3 separate regions of the Homo sapiens genome follow, and all the other regions are linked to region 1. Evidence: read pairs that join two places in POLR2A ChIA-PET (ENCODE). Cell type or tissue: PC-9. All regions are shown on one strand. Region 1 overlaps ZC2HC1C (zinc finger C2HC-type containing 1C). Region 2 has its middle 19 kb from the start of EIF2B2. Region 3 has its middle 27 kb from the start of ABCD4.

Evidence for each region. Peaks named below come from ENCODE experiments on the same cell type or tissue, not always from the same donor. Only the 100,000 strongest peaks of a DNase experiment are listed, where the experiment ranks them.
Region 2: POLR2A ChIA-PET joins it to region 1 with 6 read pairs; 3 of 35 experiments call an interaction of 5 or more read pairs at or near these places.
Region 3: POLR2A ChIA-PET joins it to region 1 with 6 read pairs; 2 of 35 experiments call an interaction of 5 or more read pairs at or near these places.

What each region holds. Positions count from the first base shown.
Region 1 is chr14:75,078,973-75,082,972 of GRCh38, forward strand. ZC2HC1C (zinc finger C2HC-type containing 1C) reads left to right here. Exons shown (of 3, transcript NM_024643.4): 3 at 1-1,016. It overlaps NEK9 (NIMA related kinase 9), which reads right to left. Exons shown (of 22, transcript NM_033116.6): 22 at 381-4,000. Among named protein-coding and RNA genes, the nearest start is that of ZC2HC1C, 11 kb to the left of the region's middle. In PC-9, no CTCF peak of the experiment used is centred here; no DNase peak of the experiment used is centred here.
Region 2 is chr14:74,981,681-74,985,680 of GRCh38, forward strand. No RefSeq gene overlaps it. Among named protein-coding and RNA genes, the nearest start is that of EIF2B2, 19 kb to the right of the region's middle. RefSeq lists an enhancer at 1-117. In PC-9, no CTCF peak of the experiment used is centred here; a DNase peak (open chromatin) is centred at 1,831; H3K27ac peaks cover 432 bases.
Region 3 is chr14:74,274,023-74,278,022 of GRCh38, forward strand. No RefSeq gene overlaps it. Among named protein-coding and RNA genes, the nearest start is that of ABCD4, 27 kb to the right of the region's middle. In PC-9, no CTCF peak of the experiment used is centred here; DNase peaks (open chromatin) are centred at 1,349 and 1,729; H3K27ac peaks cover 1,855 bases.

The DNA of each region.
Region 1 (4,000 bases):
TCTGCGAGAGTATTATCAGTTCAGATAGGAGTGAAGTTAGCACAACAGATAGAAATCTTAGGATTACTGTTCTGTATTACTCAAATTGTTAGTTTAAAATACTGGAGAAAAACTGCTCAATTTGAGCTAGTCAACAGGGCTAGACAGACAACAAAATCCTATTTTACTAAGTAACAAATGGCCACTCACTCTTGCTCCATTTCCACTGCACTCCAGCCTGGTGACCTAGTGAGACTCCATCTCAAAAAAAAAAAAAAAAAAAAGAAAAAAAAATTGGGCTAACAGATCAGACCAATTTGAAATGTGAGTTAAGGCTTTAGCGGTGAAGCTGCAGGACACAGGCTGGGAAAAAATCCTATATATTTAAATAGGAGCACACATTTCTTTGCACTCTTTTTAATTGTTCCAAAGGAAAGGAGGTATCACATAATAAAGCTTTATGGTTAGCCCCTTAAGGAAACCTCACACAGAGATAATGGATATTTAACCTAATAGGTACATTCCCTAGGCAAGTTCAATGAAATGTACACTTTAAGTGGGAATGTAAACCAGTACATTGCAATAGATGGCAAGAGTAAGCTGTGGCCAAGGTCACAAAATGGCAACATGTGGATTGCTTTGCTCCACAGATGTTTTATTTCGCTGGCCTAGCATTCATAATATGATCTGACATTTAAAAACTGGGATATGGAACATCTCTTGAAAAACTGGAAGTTCTGGAAACACTGGGCCAGCAACCCGCATGGCACAAATTGGGTGGGGTTTAGAATCAGATGCTCCTCCAGATGGGAATGGTAGCACCAGACCACTGCAGTCTCACTTGGCCTGCTTCACTTCTTTACCTTATCTGCCTGGTACCACAGGCACTTGGATTTGGGATCGCTGGATGTTAGTAAGGTCATAGATCCGGGCCCTCCAGAGAGAACAAATTGTTGTTATATGTGGGGAGTGCTTTCTAAAAAGGAAGCAGTTGTTTGCTCTCATTTTGCTAAAGAAATAAAACAATAGTCAATGCCTTAAGTGTTCCCTTTAATCTCTACATGTTTAGGCCTTGGTTATATTAGAAATATCTTTCAAGGCCGAGCATGGTGGCTCATGCCTGTAATCCCAGCACTTTGGGAGGCCGAGGTGGGCGGATCACAAAGTCAAGAGATCGAGACCATCCTGGCCAACATGGTGAAACCCCGTCTCTACTAAAAATACAAAAATTAGCTGGGCGTGGTGGCGCACACCTGTAGTCCCAACTACTCGGGAGGCTGAGGCAGGAGAATTGCTTGAACCCAGGAGGCAGAGGTTGCAGTGAGCTGAGATCGCGCCACTGCACTCCAGCCTGGTGACCTAGTAAGAATCCATCTCAAAAAAAAAAAAAGAAAAAAAAAAAAGAAATATCTTTCATCTTTTAAATTTATCTTGATCTGGTCTCTGGGAAGAGATAAGAACCTTTTTTTAAAAAAATCTGAATTTCTTCCTGGATAGCTCAGACGATGACAGTAAATGCATGCTGCTTCTTAATGTCTGTATTTTATACAACTTTATCCAAGAAATGTTTAGTGCAAGTAAACATTATAAAGTTCATAAGGTTACACCATAGGAGAAATTTCACGGGGAAACTCCTCATGTGGAAACTCATTTCATTAAAAATGTATGCAGATGTGCCGAGACAGTATTTCTTTTTTTTTTTTTTTGAGACGGAGTCTCGCTCTTGTCACCCAGGCTGGAGTGCAGTGGAGTGATCTTGGCCCACTGCAAGCTCCGCCTCCCGGGTTCACGCCATTCTTCTGCCCCAGCCTCCCGAGTAGCTGGGACTACAGGCGCCCACCACCACGCCCGGCTGATTTTTTGTATTTTTAGTAGAGATGGGGTTTCACTGTGTTAGCCAGGATGGTCTTGAACTCCTGACCTGCCCACCTCGGCCTCCCAAAGTGCTGGGATTACAGGCGTGAGCCACCGCGCCTGTCCTGCCAAGACAGTATTTTTTTTTTTATTTTTGAGATGGAGTCTCACTCTGTCGCCCAGGCTGGAGTACCGTGGCGCAATCTCAGCTCACTGCAAACTCCGCCTCCTGGGTTCACGCCATTCTCCTGCCTCAGCCTCCAGAGTAGCTGGGACTACAGGCACCTGCCACAACACCCAGCTAATTTTTTTGTATTTTTAGTAGAGACGGGATTTCACTGTGTTAGCCAGGATGGTCTCGATCTCCTGACCTCGTGATCCGCCCGCCTCGGCCTCCCAAAGTGCTGGGATTACAGGCGTGAGCCACTGCGTCTGGCCCGAGACAGTATTTCTTAACAGCAATGTATGTAATGCAGCACAGCACCTTCTGGCCAATGTTTGCTTTCATTATCAATTTATCACTCTCCACAGCTACACAGGTGGTAACAGAGATGTGACATAGTGGAGTTTTTCTCCCTAATGTTCATCATTCTGTGAGGTTTAATGATCAGCGTGTTTATTTCCACAGTTAATCATTGAAACAATAAATGATTTTTGGCTTTGCAGCAGTTAGGAACATGTTTTATAGTCCTGATTATAGCCCACTCTGCCCTGACCATCATGAATACTTTTTTGGAGGTTTAGGGATTTCATGTGAATGAATTTATTTAAAATGTATTCTTGCCCCTGAATTGTTCTATTATGAATGTTTGTGAACATATGGCAAGTGAAATGAAATTTTTTAGTGTACTTTTGCTTTAAACTTCAGTGAAATGCTCAGCCAAGAGAAGTTGTAACTTGGCTGTGCTATGCCAGGGAGACCAAATTCAGTTCAATCTCTTTGAAGGAAAAGTTTTACAAACCATAAACTGGCATTATCACTTGGAAAGGCCCCCACTGAGACTGAGGAGGTAGGTACAAGAAAGGATCATCCTTCTTTTAGTGGCTCATTTTTTCCCTCCCTCTGCACTTTCGGCACTTTTAGACATTTTTGGGAAAAAAGCTGTAGCAGCAGCAATGATTCTGCTGGCAAGAATAAGAAACTGGAGAGAAGCAAAGAATATTTCTGTGCAGATGTCCCTTGCATTGTTTCTGTTCCAAGAACATTATTTATATAAAGACTCACAGAATCAAAGATTCACGGAGGCTTAGAATCTGGATGTTTTATCCCCAGAGACTAAGGTCCATGCACAGGCTTACTGAAGCACAGTACTGATTAAGAGCTTAAATGTTTATTTAAAACAGAAATGCCAAACCACTCCACTCTCAACCTTTCAAGCAACCTGGCTAACAATAAACTAGTTCTTCTGCAACAATGTTAGAGCAGAGGAGTAACTCAGGTTATACTGTAACTCAAAAGCAATACTACTAGAAAACTTAAAACACCTAGCACTGCATAAAGAAAAAAAGCAGGACAAAATTTAAAGAGAATTAGCTACAGAAAACCATTCAAAGGCATTTCTACTGCCTCATCTTTTACTCCATCCCCCTTTGAACTGGTTTCTGTTTGCATACTTGTTTGGTGGGAAAAAAAATCATATGGCTGTCCCAGGCACAATATGGGAAAGTGCAAACTGTCTCTAAGGCACAGAACTTAGATTCTCAGCCAGATTAATAGCAAATCTAGACTTCCCAAGGGAATATGCTAGAGAAAATGACCACAGCGTTCCACTGCTAGGGAAAGGCTCCCCTATGAACAAGACCAGGGCACTCACCCACCCCCGGCACTCACTTTCACCCCACCTTCTCAGCAACCTGCCCATGTCCATCAGCTCCATGGCAGAAGCAATCCTCATGATGAACACCCAAACTGACCCAGCCTCTCAGGCCTGCTGAGATGATGAGCATGAGGATACAGGGACATGACAGGTCAATCGGTCCTCAAGAAAATCAAAGTTGCATTTACATGCTGAACCAAAACCCACTGTTACAGTTTATGACAACCCCCGCAAGTCCCCAGAACTTGCAACTTTAATCAAAGTTTGGCTGCTTCCCTTATTTCAAGAAAAGGTTTCAGTGATTACATTAGTACTAATGTACTAGGCTTCCCAGAACTGAGAAAACAATG
Region 2 (4,000 bases), 97 kb before region 1:
ATTTCTCCGGCCCAAAGCCTGGACCCCTAGGAGCCGTCAGCACCGGGTTCCAGCTTGGGAGCCTGCGGGAGCTCCCATTCCCCACCCTTGAAGGGCCAGCTTCACCTGAAGGCTTCAACGGTGCTGGCTCCAGTTCCTCAGCCCTTTTTTTTTTTTTTTTTTTTGGCATTGGGTCTCTGGGACATCAGATTGTCCAAAACAAGACGACTTCATGATACTTGTTTTTCCAAAGAACACAGTCTGTACACAATCAGGCTTTCTGTGTGCAGCGTGGATCCCGCTGCCCCTGCCCTAGTCGCCCCATTCCTGCCCTAGCCAGATCCCTCTGGGACATGGAGTGTTCCTCATTCCCTGTGGCCAGAGGTCTCTGGCCTAGGGCTGAGCAAGGCTGGGCAGAGAGGGCAGAGCTGATCCCACCCCACAGACCATCACTGGCCCACAGTGCTTCCTTTTCTTCTCCCAGACTTGGGATGCCAGGAGAGCCCCTGGGAGAAGCAGCAGGACGTGGGAACCATCTAGAGCACAAGCTCTGGAGTTAGACCTGATTATGAATCCCAGCTCTACTGCACACCAGCTGTGTGCCTTAAACACAGTACCAAATGGAACCCGGTCCCTTGGTCAGCAAAACGGAGATAATAAAGGTACTTGTAGCACAGGGTTTGTGTGAGGGGTCAGTGGGCCCGGCCCATAGTAAACCCTCAACAGCTGTCATTTACATAGCTACTCCTCTGCATGGGGCTGGCTGGGCAGCCACTAAGGGGTCTGCAGAGTGGACCTAGGCCAGCCTTAAGCCACACCTGGGATAGAGATGCTGTACCCCCACCCCACTAGTTGCTTCCTTGCCCAGGCTGGCTCTCTCCCGAGCCACTCGGCTCCATGGCCATCAAGGATTTAAGACAGGGAGCTGCAGGAGTCCCTGAACCCTTGTTTGTAGAGCTCTCCACCTTTCTCCAGGGAGAGATGAGGCACAGCCCAGCACCCCAGGTCCTCAGGGCCAGGCCCATGGATGCTCAGAAATTTGCTGAATGTGTGGTGAGCAAAGGAAAAGCCTCTGGATTTCCTACCCTGCTCATGGAGGAGCAGTGGGCATGATTTTTCTGGAAAGTTTGGGGGGATATTTATCAAGAGACTGGGGAGTGTTTATCACTTTGAAGAGCAATTCTACTCCTGGGGTTCTCCCTTGGGAAATCACCTGAGACGTCAGAAGTCAGGCAGGGCCACAGGAGGGCCCTCCAAAAAATTTCTACCAAGATGTTTTTCTCGGGGCCATTTATAATAGTGAACAAACAAACCAAGCAGACAAAGAAAGTATCTCAGTATTTAAGAGTAGGATACTGGTGAAATACGTGCCATTCCATCTACGAGGAATGAAAAGGCAGCCCTAAAAATCATGTTTAGGGCCAGGCATGGTGGCTCACACCTGTAGTCACAGAACTTTGGGAGGCTAAAGAGGGTAGATCACTTAAGTCCAGGAGTTTGAGAACAGCCTGGGCAATGTGGCAAAACCCTGTCTCTACAAAAAATACAAAAAATTAGCTGGGTGTGGTGGCATATACCTGTAGTCTCGGCTACCTGGGAGGCTGAGGTGGGAGGATCACCTGAGCTTGGGAGGTCAAGGTTGCCGTAAGCTGTGATTATGCCACAATCATCCCAGCCTGGGTGACAGAGTGATACCCTGTCTTAAAAAAAAAAAAAGAATCATGTTGAGAAAAAAAATTTAATGACATGGCAACAGCTGAGTTAAAAAAAAAATCAGAGTATTTAACATCTGACAAAGTATAATCTTGAAAAACAGGTTATGAATGGATAAACAAAATGTGACACACAACAGAATATTACTCAGCATTTAAAAGGAAGGAAATTCTGACACATGCTGCAACATAGATGCACCTTGAAGCTAATATGCTCAGTGAAAGAAGCCGGACAGGAAAGGACAAATACTGTATGATCCACTTAGGCAAGGTACCTAGAGTTGCCAAATTTGGAGAGACAGAAAGTAGAAAAGTGGTTGCCAGGGGCTGGGGGGAGGTGGGAATGGGGAGTTAGTATTTCATGGGTACAGAGTTTGGGAAGATGAAAAGTCCTGGAGCTGGCTGGTGATGATGGTTGTAAAACAGTGTGAATGTACGAATGCCACTGTACACAAAATAATGGTTAAAATGGTAAATTTTAGGGCCGGGTGCGGTGGCTCATGCCTGTAATCCTAGCACTTTGGGAGGCCGAGGTGGGCAGATCACAAGGTCAGGAGTTCGAAACCAGCCTGGCCAATATGGTGACACCCCATCTCTACTAAAAATACAAAAAAATTGGTCCGGGTGTGGTGGCACACGCCTGTAATCCCAGCTACTCGGGAGGCTGAGGCAAGAGAACTGCTTGAACCCGGGAGGCAGAGGTTGCGGTGAGCTGAGATCGTACCTCTGCCCTCCAGCCTGGGCAACTGAGCGAGATTCCATCTCAAAAAAAAAAAAAAATAAATAAATAAAATTTTTAAAAAGGTAAATTTTATGTTATGTCTATTTTACCACAACTTTAAAAATAGCTTATGGGGAAATATGTCAAGATGTTCATAATGAATATTTTTGAATGAAGGGACTAGGGGTGATCTTGATTTCATTCTTTTTAGTTTCCAGCATTTTCCCCTTAGTAAATGAGATGTTTGGTTGTGTTTGTTCTTGGTTTTAAAGAAGCTTTCTCCAGCATCTCCCAGATGTGTGCGGGGGCTGGGCGAGCGGGGAGAGGCTGGGTCCAGCTGCAGTTAGAAACGAGGGAGGCCACAGTCATCTGGGGAGGGGTGGCTCAGAGAGGGCGTGGGGCTCCTAGGCTCCCCTAAACTCTCTCAGCCCTACTGGCTGGCCTCCTTCTCTGCCTGCCCTCTATGCTTGGGCCTCGCCCATGGGCCTCTCTCCCCAGGAACAGCTCTGTCACTAGCCTGAAGGGGCTGCCCTGGGCCTAGTGGGAATGTGGGCTCGGGGCTTTCTCAGACGGTCAGTGCCCTAGACGCCTTCCCGCTGCTGCTCCGCCCCATCCCAGCTGCAAAAACAACAGCCCATACCCAAAGCCCTGTTATTGCAGCCGAGAGTGGAGCCTCAGTGGACAGCGGAAGGAGTGGGGATGGGGCCGGCCAGCCCTAAATGGACCTGGGGCAGGGGCTCCTTGGGGAGGGGTAGAGTCCCCTCCTGCTCCTCCTGGGGAAGCCTGGCTCTGAGGTGTGTGGGGGAAGGCGCTTGCAGGGGCCTGTGGGACTTGGGGACTGAGGGTCAACTCTGCCAGTGGCCTCCCTGTCTCCCTGGGGACTGTGGGAGGTGGGAGCAAGAGGGGGGAGGAAGTAAAGCCACTTGGGAACCCGCTGAGCCAAGCCGTGGGCAGGAGGCGGCACCAGCGTGGCTCCCGGGGGGGCCAGGGCCAAGGCTTTCCCACGGAGTGTGACTGGCCACTGGGCTCTGCAGAGCTGTCCACCCCAGGCTGGGGCCTATGAGCCTTGGGAAGTTTCTGTGCTCTCTTCCCTTAGGGGATAGGGACTGGCGGCCCCGCATTCAGAACCCAGCAGGACTCTTCCTCTCCACTCCCCGGTGCCCTCAGGTGTGTGCCAGGCATCTTATCGAGGCTGGGGCTCGGCTCTCAGAAGCCTGACGCCCAGCTTCCTTGGCACCCATTCCACTTTCATCTGTCAGCTTCATACTCAGGGGGCAAGGAGAGGGACGCAGAGCTTCTATCACCAAGGTCCTGAAGGCTTTAGAGGCTGGTGGGAGCCTGGCCCCTGTCTGACCCCTCAAGGCCATTCCTCCCATTCTAACAAGAAGGATGTGGCCGTGGTGGAATTAGGAGGCACTGTGGCAGTCTCTGGAGACAGACACCCTGGGTTAGAACCTACACTTGGTCCCCACCAGTGGCAAGCCACTCAACTTGAGCCTCAGCTTCTTCTGCTGTAAAATGAAGATGTTAACATGCCTATGTTACCGTACAGAGCCCTGGGAGACTTCGAGGTGATTATAAAAAGTCT
Region 3 (4,000 bases), 800 kb before region 1:
AGCTGGGTGCAGTGATGTGTGCCTGTAGTCCCAGCTTCTCGGGAGGCTGAGGCAGGAGAATCGCTTGAGCCCAGGAGGGGGAGGTTGCAGTGAGCCAAGATTGTGTCATTGCACTCTAACCTGGGCAATGGGAGTGAAACCCTGTCTCAAAACCAAAACCAAAACAAAAAAAGATAGTACCTGCAGGTTTTTCCATTGTAAAGTTAATGAGTATCATGTACTTATTAACAAGTATTTTGTGGGATGATGCTTTGAGACTATATAAATATCTTATTCCTCATCAAACTTTAATCCACTACTTTTAACATCTGTTGGTTCCTCTTGTCTGGCTTTTTAGTGGAGAATGGTATTTAGGTACCAAAATCTAGGCACAAGGTATGCTTACTGTTATTGTGGTACAGTTGCTTCTAGGCCTTCTCAGGGGACAGAGTTGGGAAAACACACTGTATAGTGCTTACAGGTGCACTTTATTATTCTTTTTAAATTTTTTAAAATGTTACTATTTTTTTGAGACAGTCTCTTGTACTGCTCAGGCTGTAGTGCAGTGGTGGGATGAGGCTTACTGCAGCCTCAACCTCCCAGGCTCAAGTGATCCTCTCACCTCAGCCCTGCCAAGTAGCTGGGACTACAGGTGTGTGCCACCACACCCAGCTAATTTTAAAATTTTTTGTAGGAAAAGAAAAATATTTAAATTTTTTGTAGCTCAATATGTTGCCCAGACTAGTCTTGAACTCTTGGCCTCAAGCAATCCTCCTGTCTTAGCCTCCCAAAGTGCTGGGATTACAGGCATGAGCCACTGTGCCCGGCCACAGATGCATTTTGAATATCCTGGCATGAAAGACTTCCCAGACCCCTTTTCTCTGACTGGAGGGGTCCAGGGTACTTTGATGTCCCCAAGCACATGTAGCTAATACCTCACTCACACCCCTGGAATGAACCTTTGAAATAAGCAAGAATTAGGCTTTCTCTAGTTTCAAGTCCAGCCTGCCCCCCACTATAAGCCACACACCCTTGCACTAGCTACTGCTTTTGTAAATGGGTTTGGGACAGTTTTTAATAAAGGCAGCATGTGCTAGAACCCTAACCAACGATTTATCAACATGGACACTAGACTGTCTACTCTTCTAAGTGCTAGGGGTATAGCAGTAGCAGTCTAGATTTCAAACACAATCAACTTACAGTGGGGGTGGGGGGTATAGTTATTCCAGAAAACCTAGGCTAAAGCCAGATGCTGCAATAGACAGTAGGATTTGGTTTTGATCCTCCCAGGAGACTGGGTGAAGTGGAAGCATGCTGATGACTTAGCATACTTCCAACTGAGTGCTGAGTAACAGAAGGCAGAGCTATCAGCCAGAGAGCATTCTGGGCTTCTGCCTATATTAGTCCGTGACTGCATAGTGGATGTGTGTCCAGAGTTAACCATAGCCCTGTGAGGCCACTGGCTGCATGTGGCTCCCTGGCCGTGGTACATCAGGATTAGAGGGGTGTGATGATGGCCACCCCCGTCTGTAACTAAAGGGAAACCAGACTCCTCTGGTGGTTCTATCTGCCTGGTGGGGTGCAGAGAGGGCTGTGGTTGAGCTTGGTGGCATGGTGCCAGGTCCCCTGGGACAGCACCATCTTTTCCACTGGAAGGGGGAGACAGATGGTAGGAGGAGTGTACTCTGTGGCTATGCTAGGAATGGAAAGTGCTCACCCACCTGACCACCCCTGGCAAAGCTGGGGGCCAGGCCCACTCTTCTCTGGAAGCTGCGGTTTGGCTAGCGAGTAGGGACAGATGTCAAGAATGTGGACAGACTGGCTGGGCGCAGTGGCTCACACCTGTAATCCCAGCACTTTGGGAGGCCGAGGTGAGCGGATCACTTGAGGTGAGGAGTTCAAGACCAGCCTGGCCAACATAGCGAAACCCCATCTCTACTAAAAACACAAAAATTAGCTGGGTGTGGTGGCGCCTGCCTGTAATCCCAGCTACTTGGGAGGCTGAGGTGAGAGAATCGCATGAACCCGGGAGGTGGATGTTGCAGTGAGCCAAGATCATGCCACTGCACTCCAGCCTGAATAATAGAGTGAGACTCTGTATCAAAAAAAAAAAAAATTACAGGAAGAATGTGGGCAGACAGAGTGAGCAGTGTGTGAGAAGACACCCTGGGCTGGGAGGACTGGCGTCAGGGAGAGGCCCTGGGGTACCTCCTGAGCAGAAGGGCAAGGGTGATCCATGTGTCCCTAGATGGGGAGGGCCTCCCCCAGACTCTCTAGGCCTGCCTTGGGGGAGCCGGTCAGACCATTTTGTTTTTTTTTTTTTTGAGACGGAGTTTTGCTTTTGTTGCCCAGGCTGGAGTGCAATGGCGAGATCTCGGCTCACCACAATCTCCACCTCCCGAACTCCCGACCTCAGGTGATTTGCCTGCCTCAGCCTCCCAAAGTGCTGGAATTACAGGCATGAGCCACTGCGCCCGGCTGGTCAGACATTTATTGAGAGCTCCCTATGCCTGAGGCTCCTTGCTAGCCCCATGTTTGACGACCAGGTCTGCTGCTGCCAGGACAGCTAGAGTGGGGCTGGAGTTTGGGGTATAGAAGTGGGCAAGGGCAGACACGGGAGCCTAGACCCCTGCAGGGGTGCCACAGGAGGGTAGCATGGGAGGAAAGGCCAGGCCTCTGACTCCACTGCTCACTCACCTGTCCCAGCGCCATCTCCTCATTCTGGGCTCCTGTCTGGACCAGTGCCTGGAGAATTCTGTCAGCCTCAAGACTTTCCCTGCCAGAGGCTGTTGGTGGCTACATTCAGCTTACCATGCTGGCTTGGTACCTGGAGTGCTAGGCCTGACTTCTTCTTGCCCAGTTCAAGCACCTAGAGGCCACTGGGGTAGAGTAAGAGGATGAAGAGGACTGGGGTGGGTGTGCGGGAATGTGTGGGGAGGGGCCTGGGGCTGGGCCACCCTGGGACGAGCGGTGTTGGACAGGAGCAGAGAGTAAGCTCGGAGCACTCATTTGGTGGGCTGCAGACTGAGAAGACTTGCTGGGGGCAGAGTTCTTGGGCTGGGACTGCTTTTTTTTTTTTTTTTTTTTTTCCGAGACAGAGTCTTGCTCTGTTGCCCAGGCTGGTGTGCAGTGGCGTGATCCCAGCTCACTGCAACCTCCGCCTCCTGGGTTCAAGCAATTCTCCTGCCTCAGCCTTCTGAGTAGCTAGAATTACAGGCACACGCCACCATGCCTAGCTAATTTTTGTGATTTTAGTACAGACGGGGTTTCACCATGTTGGTCAGAATGGTCTCGATCTCCTGACCTTGTGATCCACCTGCCTCGGCCTCCCAGAATGCTGGGAGTACAGGCGTGAGCCACCACACCGGGCCAGGACTGTTCTTAAAGCAGTAGGATGCTTTTTTTTTTTTTTTGAGATGGAGTTCCACTCTTGTTGCCCAGGCTAGAGTGCAGTCGTGCAATCTCGGCTCACTGCAACTTCTGCCTCCCAGGTTCAAGTGATTCTCCTGCCTCAGCCTCTCAAGTAGCTACAATTACAGGCATGCACCACCACGCCTAGTTTTGTATTTTTAGTAGATGGGATTTCACCATGTTGGTCAGGCTGGTCTCAAACTGCTAACCTCAAGTGATCCACCCGCCTTGGCCTCCCAAAGTGCTGGGATTACAGGCGTGAGCCACCATGTCCAGCCTGCAGTGGGATGCTTTCTGTCTTTGAAAAGGCACATGGAATCCAATCATGCTGGCAAACCTTTCTCCTCTTCCAGCTCCAGTGCCAGTTCTGACACCAGGTCCAGAGCTAGGGCCAGATCCGGTGTCAGCTCTACCATCAGCTTCAGCACAAGCTGTAGAGAGTGAGCCAGTTCTAGCACCAGCTCCAGAGCTAGAACCAGTTGTTGTGCCAACTCCAGAGCTACATTCAACTTCAGGAGCCAGCTCCAGATCCAGTGCTATCTCCAGAGCTAGAGTCAGCTCTAAAGCTGGAGTCAGCTCCAAAGCTAGAGCCTGCTCCGGCTCCTATGCC